2 separate regions of the Homo sapiens genome follow, and region 2 is linked to region 1. Evidence: chromatin contacts called from ENCODE Hi-C or POLR2A ChIA-PET data. All regions are on one chromosome and are shown on one strand. The core of a region is the stretch at or near the end of the contact, and the rest is flanking DNA. Distances in the headings are between cores, read along the strand shown.

Region 1 (4,291 bases), core at 1,141-3,640:
CATTGGCAATCTTTGTAGATAAGAAAATTAGTTTAACAACTTCAAATAATAGCATTTTCTATACAAGTAGAAAAAATATTACCATTCCTTGTCATGTCCAATAGTAACCCACATTCTATTCAAATGAAGATCATAGACCATTAGCAATAAATGTACTATTAAAAGCATATATGCCTAATTCCTAATATTAACTTGTGAAATAAAAACAAACATGGAGCTTTTGAATGTACACTTTTAAAACATTCAGATAAAATCTGCTTTAAGTTACCAAATTACTGCCAGCAAAAAACTTACCGCCTGTCACTTCACACATTGGTGTGATTGCAGAGTCATCTAAAGGCACACCTGTCAACTGTTCTGATTCTACTGACATGGTGCCAGGCAACCGCAACACTAATGCAAAGAGTCTCTGATCCCAACGAAAAGGTTCCTTGGTCAATTCACTTCCAGGCAAAGGAGAATTAAGAGGTAAATGAAGCTGAAAGTAGGGGGGAAAAACAGTAATAAGAATTCCACAGACTATTTTTTCAAAAAGCCTACTTTAATTACACTTACGTTAGAACTGCATCAACTCTCCTATCACTTGAAAAACAAGCTCAAATATAAAAGCTTACTTGTTCAGACATAGCTAAAACAGCACATGATACTGTTTAATTTTCTTAAACTTACTTTGAAGATATAGACTGAAAAAAATCTGTATTGTTGGAATGAATTTCAGATTTAGACTCAATTAATTACTGGGTGCTGAATTGCTTCCAAATAAATAATTTCATTTAATCATTAAAACAACCCTGTGATAGATATGTTATTTTTCTTTTCTTTTCTTTTCTTTTTGAGGTTGCAGTGCAGAGGCACGATCTTGGCTCATTGCAACCTCTGCCTCCTGGGTTCAAGCAATTCTCCTGCCTCAGCCTCCCGAGTAGCTGGGATTACAGGTACGCAACACCACGCCCAGCTAATTTTTGTATTTTTAGTAGAGACAGAGTTTTGCCATGTTGACCAGGATGGTCTCAAACTCCCGATCTCAGGTGACCCACACGCCTCGGCCTCTCAAAGTGCTGGATTACAGGTGTGAGCCACCATGCCCGGTCTTATTATTTTCTAAATGTAAAAAAAAATAGACCTCAAAAAAATGATTTGGCCTCCTGTGTCCAGAGTCAGTACTTTTTTATTACACCACAGCAATCTCAAACATCTTTACAGCTCTTAATATTTTAAAATATGCTTCATTTTATATAAGATAAACAATCTCAAAGCATTTGTAGAAGAGTAAATTTTTGTCACTCTAATTACATTTTAAATGTAGTGATTCTTACCACATCTGAGTAAATGTAGAGAGGTTTGGGGGTTTTTGTATGTGTTGCATGTTTTATTAATAATAGATGTTTCTTCCCTTACACCTGCTAAGTTAGAATCTTTTCTGAGATTCTTAAGCATCTTAAAAAGTTTTAAATGACTATAATGGGCCCTTCTATACCAACAGAGTAACAGTGTACAAACAGAATCCACATATTCATCTCAGTATCACTCAATGAGGATGACCAGACACTATGTTTCTCATGACATGATGCAATACCACAACATCAACTATAAAGGATTCTTACCAAAAAAAAGAGGAAGAAAGAAAAGATTCGACCTGAATTGAATCAAGCCTTCGGTTCTAACTACCAGTTTGCAGGGAATAGTGGGGATATAGGATCAAGTTAAACACCAGCACAAGAGAGCAATCAGTCAAATCCAGAATGTGGAACATTATACAGGACAAATGACCTGGTTTCTCCAATAAATCAGTGGCATAAAAAAGCAAAGGGAAGGGAATCTGAAGAGTTAAAACTGTTATAAAAGAGGCAAAAGCGAAGATTTTTGAGACAATCAGGAAATTTCAAGATTATATTACTGGAATTGTTAATACTCTTTTAAGTGTGATAATGGTATTTAAGTATATGGTGCTTAGGAAAACCAAAATCCTTACCACTTACAAATTTTTTAAAAATAAAATCAAGACTCAGTTTAGGGCTTTTTTCTACAAATACTGGAGTATATTTTTATACAAAACATGCTTTAAAATGATCACTTCTAAATTAATTGTCATTTTTTATACTAATTTCTTCACAAAGCAAGACCTAATTGTATTGTGTACAGCCTTTCTAAATCTCACACAGAGAAGACTTCCAAACTTGATGGGGGTTGAAGTCATTCTACACTAAAATAGACTCAAGTTTCTTCATTGACTTACATCAAACCATTAAAAAAAGAAATCCAATTCTATTCTAGGAAGAGTTTTCCTAGTGAAGCTATGTTATACTGGCACCTCTCTTCAAAAGATTCATGCCATGAGAATATGCTGCAAGACTCCTTCATCAAGATCAGCCAAGATTTTGTGACTCTGGACAGAAGTCATGAGTTCTTTCTCTGGCACGTAAGGCAGAAGGCAGAAGCAACAGAGAAGGAATGCTGAAGAAATCTGGGCCAGCATATTCTCGAGGAAGGTTTCCCAGCCTCACAGGCTCTGTGACAATTGTAAACAGCTCAGGAGCTCCAGGCCCTTGCTGCTATTACCACACCCTGACAGAAGATAAATAAGCAAGCACTACTTACATCATCTCCTTTTACCCTTTAAACCACCTTTAAAGTATTTGGGAAACACAGCTACCAAGTACTTGGTCATTTTCTCTCTAATATCACAAAAATGTCAAAGCACCAGTGGTACTGCGTGAAGTTTCAACTGTTAATGCAGTTGCTTTGCAGAATAATGGATAGATACATGGAACTGTCTTGAGAATGTGGGGGAAAACAGGCACTGCGCGGACCACACACACACACACACATGCACACACACAAACTAATCATGTAATGATGAGCATCTGCAACGCAGACAATATAAAATGAAATAAATGGCCTTTGGCTGTACAATGCTGAATCTAGAATGAATTTCAAATGTAAAAAAAAAACCCCAGCAAGGTTCACAAGCATATTCTAAGCATTTTACACATAGCTATATCAATTTTATAAACTTTAGGCAAATTTTTATTTATTTTTCTATTGCTTCTCATTTCTCCCTCTGCAAATCACCACCAACCTCCCAAAACCAAAAAAGGGGAAAATCCGCTATAGTTTAAATGAATTAGTAAAATAAGGAGTAATGGCAGGCAAATAGAAACAGGAAAAAGATTAAAATCTGAAGGAAAAATCTCAGGAGGATTGACTTACTCCAGGTTTAAAGTTTACAGGTGAAATTCCAGTAATGTCTTAAAAATCAAAGGGGGTGGGGAGGTCTTCCTGAATATATGGACTTTGAGAATCAAGGAAAATTGCACATAAATGAAGAAAAATATAAAGTTAGTCACTAGAAAAATATGCAATAAAAATAGACAATTCCCAAAAGCAAAAAATGGGCAATAGATAAGGATACCTAAAAGGAAATCCATATGACCTATAAACATGTAGGAAGATGATGAAATACACTAGTTAACAGATAACACAAATTAAAATATTGATATCATTTCACAATAAGATTAGCAAAAATTTTTTAAATTTGACAATACCAAGTGATGACAAGAATATAAAGCAATAGGAACTCTCCAATACTTCTGGTGAGCCTATAATTATACTACCATTTGGAGAACAATTGGATAGTATCTGATAAAGCTAAACATGAGCATACCCTAAAACTCAACAATGCCAACTCCTAGAAGAACTCTCATATTATTTGTATAAGATGTTTAAAAAAAAAAAAAAAAGCAATTGACTACAGCATTATTTGAAACAGAGGAAAACGGGAAACAATTTAGAAGTCCAATAAGGGAATCAATAAATAAGCTGCAGTCTGTTCACACACCACATCTGAAATGAATAAACTAGAACTCTTAACATCCAACATGGATAGATCTCAAAACAATGTTTTTTGGGTAATATAACATACATACATATAAGAACATATATCCAGAAAGCACAGCCTAACAAATTTTCACAAGTTGAATGCCTTTGTGTAACTAAAATTTGTATCAAGAAAGATAACTTTACTAACTTATGCCCCTCCCCAACTGACTAGTTTTGCCTGATTTTGAACTTTATAAAAATGGAGTATTGTCTCTTTGGTTTATGGCTTCTTTCATCATTGTAAAGGTAAGAATCACCTATACTGCTACATACAATGGTAGATCGTTCATTCCTATTGCCATATTGTTTATCTGTATATCATAATTAGTTTTATTTTTTAGAGACAAGCTCTTGTTCTGTCACCCAGGCTGGAATGCAGTCACATGGTCATAGTTCACTGCACCCTCAAACT
Region 2 (4,291 bases), core at 684-3,183, 400 kb after region 1:
CACCCCCACTATGATACAGAGCATGGCGGCCAGGCCCAGGGCAGGCACACACACTTCAAGGAAACTGTTAATCACTTGTATCCTGCACAAGACTGTCTGGGGCTGTGTCTGTCCCAATCACTGTGTCTCCAGCTGTTTGGCATACGGTTCACCCTTAAATACATGTTAAAAAACTAATAAAGTCAAGTTACCCCTATTTTTTAATGAGGAAATGAATGTTCAGGGAAGCTAAGAACTTTGCCCAAGCTCACAGGCCAGAAAGTGCAAAACCAGGACTCGTATCAGAGCCCAACTCCCTCCTTCATACCACGCTTTTGTGTGTGGGCTGCCTACCAAAGGTAGACCAGATGAAGCTGTGGAGTGGGGCCTCTTCATAAGCAGGGAGGGACAGCTGATCCCTGGCAGAGCCTGGAGGAGACACTGAGTCAGGGAAACCACAGACACTGGCATAAGCAGACAGGTACCCTCATCCTGGACGCTCCACCTCTGAGTGCTGGAGGCCACTTATAAACCCGAGAGAGCAGTGAATGTCCTGTGTGTGCATTCAAATCCCGTCAAGTGTATCTGTATGGAGGTGAGGGGGGCAGTAGGCAAGGGCTTGCTTTCTCCCCAGTGCAGGAACATGCTTGCTCCCCTTTTCAGCTCTCTACCCCTCCTAAACATGGTGGAATTAGATATAAGCCAAACAGATCCATATTATCATCATTTTTCATTTAAATATACTTTTTAAAGCCTGTGGCCCACACCACAGCAGGCTGGAATCCAGGCAAACCTCCTCCTGTCCGTGGCCTGAGATTAGTATTCTTGTTGCATCCTGCAGCAGCACCACCGAAAGTTATCAGCAGGCAGACAGCCAGCTTTCAATCTCGAGAACTGCAGCCCGCAGATCGCAGCGGCACTTGCAGACATTAGAGGAAGATTTAGAGACCCTCACACTTGCCGCCAGCACTAAGCCTCTGTAAGGCACCTGATGGCATGAGACTGGGGATTTCCATGAGAAAGGGAAAGGAACAGACACTTGGTGTGAAAATGTTATTTCAAAGTTGATGCAAAATATTCCATCCTAGAGAGGGGCATTCTTCTCTTTGACCAGGGTCCATGCCTGAGGGTGGGTACTGTCTGTCCCTCCCCAGCTTCCCTCCTACAGGCCCTCCAATTGTGGGGTCTCCTAGAGAAGAGGTAGGAATGGAATGAGGATGTTCTTTAGTGACAGTGAGCGAGCAGCCATGACTGAGGGTCCTTTTGGGGGTCAGGGTTTTCCATTCAGGGCAGCCTTATGGCTACACGATGGATCATGGGAATATGATCTATACAGCTGCACACGCCCTGCGACTGGAAAGGCCTCAAGCTTGGTTTAATGTCCTGCCTTTGTTGTGTAGAAATTCTAAATAACTTTTACACAAGGGTCTTGCATTTTCATTTTGCACCGAGCCCCACTAATTATGTAGCCAATCCTGGTTCCAGCTCTTTCAGAACAGAAAGACCACAAAATGTGAGGCAGCTCTGAAGGCTCGTGTCAGAAAGTAGCTCTCATCAAGACCCAAATGCTGCCGGTGTTTCTCTTTATTAGAGCACATCGGGTCAATGCATGGCTCCGTGGCACCCGGGTGACCCTTGCTGTGTGTTGCTGATGTGGGCTCCCTCTGAGGTGAGGAGACTGGAAGTATCACTGTCCAGTGTAATGGGCCTCTGCCTGCTGGCCTCTGCTGGTTTCACAGGCAGCTCAGGACCATGCGGTCAAGCCTCAGTGCCCCCACTTATCCCCTTGTCAAACCTAGCCATTCAAAAGCAGGGCCCAGCTCCCTGCTGGCCGAGGCTGCTTCCAAAGCAGAAGCACAAACACAGGCCCTCTTCAACCCAGGGAAAGCGGGTAGGAGTCCAGCCTCCTCACAGCTGACCATGGAGGCAAGGAAACCCAGCAGGAGGGGTGAGGAGCTGCTCACCTGGTTACCGCTCTCCCGGATGATCTCACCCCTGGCATCTTCTGCTGGGGCTTGATCTCGACAAACCAGGTGAACTGTGCCACCTGGTGGAATTCAATGAAACCATCTGTGAGTTACAGCGAGAGCTACAGAAACCAGCTCTTCCTAATGAAAAATGAAGACATATGGGCTCACAGTTGACACTCTTCTGTTAAGCCTAGATGGGTGGTTCCCAGAGTTAAGAGCAGCAAGGGCGATGGTGAGGGAGGTGCTGGAACCTTATTGCCTACCTGTGCTGACAGTGCGTCTGGAATAACATCCTGATTTTTTGAGGGCCTGAACACATCAAGGATAAGAAACATTGATCTGGGTCACATATGCCTCCCTAGCATCTAGCATAGTAGCTGACCCAGATGTGTTAAACCTGGCTGCACTTTAGACTCATGTAGGGAGCTTTTAAAGATCTAGGCGATAGGCCCAGGACTGGGTATGTTTTACAAGCTCCCCTGGTGATGTAATGTTCAGCCAAAGTAGACAGCCACTTGCCTAGCATGTAGTAGAGACTCAAGTATTGACTGAATGTTGAGTCCATCAGCAGCCCTCATATTATCCCAGCAAATGCCACACCATCATCAATCAAGGTCAATTTAAAGCAGAATGCCTTCGCCGTGGCAGCTAAGAACGAATCGTTATGGAGTCTGCTTTCTTTACTAAAAATCACCCACTTGATTAAATGGGGTGTTTCATGGGAGGCTACAGGCTAACCACAACACTAGCCCCTCTTCTCTCCTCCTCTCCGCACTTCAGAGTGCTTCCCAGCTGCTAAGATGCAATTAATCCTCTCCCTGACTTGGCAGATAATTAAATAAAGCTTCAAATGATATAATAGTCCCCTGAAAAATGCCTAACTTGGATTTAGAGAGAGGAAAAAAGAAAACATCTTCAGCATCTTAAAAAGTGATAAATTCACAACCTAGTTCCCCACCTTCTGCTGGAACATCCATTTTTCCTGAAGAGGCTCTGGAGAGATGCAGCAAACTTTTCTAGCCACTGCAGAGCCATTTGGTGACCCAGGATCGTTGAGCTCATGCAGGAAATTCTGGCATTTACCATGAGGAAGACTTCTGCTGACTGAAGACTTTACAGTGCACCTGAAGCACCTCTTTATAGTCAAGCTTAGGGGAGGGAAGCGGGAGGCTGCTCTAGCCCTGGAGGCTGGACCCCAGCAAGGAGGAAGTTTAGTTCAATGCACTCCTCTCTCCAGGTATTTTGGGGGCCTTGGTTCATAACTACCATCCACATCCAAATTGCAGTGGACTTTGAGGCTCCCCCTCCCCTTGTCTCTCACCCCAGGAGAGTCTCATTGAGAAGACATGAGTTAGAGACCAGGTGTTCATGTTTTTGTTTTTGTTTTTTTAATTAAATTCCACTGGGGATTCTGATGTCCAGGGTTTGCTTGAGCCCCTCGCTGTTCTTAATCAGAAAACACTGGGACACGTGGGCAGGACCCCAAGCTCGCCTGAGAATTAATTAAGTGTTGAGGAAAGGGCTCCTGTTGCTCTAGCCACCTGGAGCTCAAAACTCAGAAAGCTGGCAGCTGTGCCCAGAACCATGGGATCGCCGTCCAGGACTTCCTGGCCTGCCTGTGACACAGGGTGCCCTCCTCAGTGTGGACCGGCCGCAGTCTGGCCGTGGGGCTCAGTGGACACACGTGTTAGCAGCTGCTTACCTCGCTTGGCGATTTCAAGGGCAGTTGCTTTGCCAATGCCGCTGTTTCCTCCAGTGACCAAAAAGACTCTTCCAGGAATCTGGACCTCCAAGTCATGAGGGACAAAGTCTTTACATGCAGATTCATAGCCACTCCTAGAAAGAGGAGACCCACAGGAAGACCAGCTGTAAGGAGTGGGGAACACAAACCCCTGCAGGAGAAAGCCTAATTCTAGGATGGGCATTATTGCTGTCTCCGCCTCTCCCAACACATCACGAAACTCCTTTCTCCCTTGCCCTCCCTGCTCTCACAAACACCACTATCTCGGGGCCTGCATTTCCTGGACCATGATCTTTCCAAACTTTTGAAAATATTGGAGATTCCAACATTTTGGCATCCAAATTGTCTTCCTCTGACTGCCCCGATCCTGGGGAGTGGCAAAAAGAAAAAAAATCCCTTGACAGATGAATTGCTCTTTTCCCTTTTGTGGGGGGCAGGTTTCAGGAAGCTTAGGAGACCATTTGCATTGTGCTTATTGCATTGCAGGACAGATATCCTTGCCTACTTGGAGAAACGGGGGAGATTTGCAAGTAGGGAATAAAGGAGGAGGATGGTAGAGTTATTTAAGCTCTGCACCCATCAGAGGAAGCCAAGGCTCCTT

Evidence for each region. A loop is a pair of places that touch in the nucleus more often than their neighbours do. ChIA-PET counts read pairs that join two places held with the same protein, here RNA polymerase II (POLR2A). Pooled maps may share reads with other maps.
Region 2: a pooled map shows a loop between it and region 1 (2.4-fold over the local background). The contact joins two enhancer-like sites. A Hi-C loop is called at or near these places in 1 of 168 maps with a recorded cell type or tissue (naive thymus-derived CD4-positive, alpha-beta T cell) and 3 of 50 pooled maps. POLR2A ChIA-PET finds 5 or more read pairs at or near these places in 6 of 52 experiments (GM10248, GM12878, MCF 10A and 3 more).

Annotation. Positions count from the first base shown.
Region 1 is chr13:51,395,006-51,399,296 of GRCh38, forward strand. It overlaps INTS6 (integrator complex subunit 6), which reads right to left. Exons shown (of 18, transcript NM_012141.3): 5 at 295-478. Among named protein-coding and RNA genes, the nearest start is that of MIR5693, 49 kb to the left of the region's middle. Within about 2 kb of position 2,391, at least 9 of the 41 ENCODE cell types and tissues checked have a DNase peak (open chromatin) inside an H3K27ac peak, as active enhancers do.
Region 2 is chr13:51,795,883-51,800,173 of GRCh38, forward strand. DHRS12 (dehydrogenase/reductase 12) reads right to left here. Exons shown (of 9, transcript NM_001377533.1): 2 at 3,652-3,785. The coding sequence starts at 3,777. Among named protein-coding and RNA genes, the nearest start is that of DHRS12, 6.1 kb to the right of the region's middle. RefSeq lists enhancers at 1,171-1,699, 1,770-1,849. Within about 2 kb of position 1,934, at least 4 of the 41 ENCODE cell types and tissues checked have a DNase peak (open chromatin) inside an H3K27ac peak, as active enhancers do.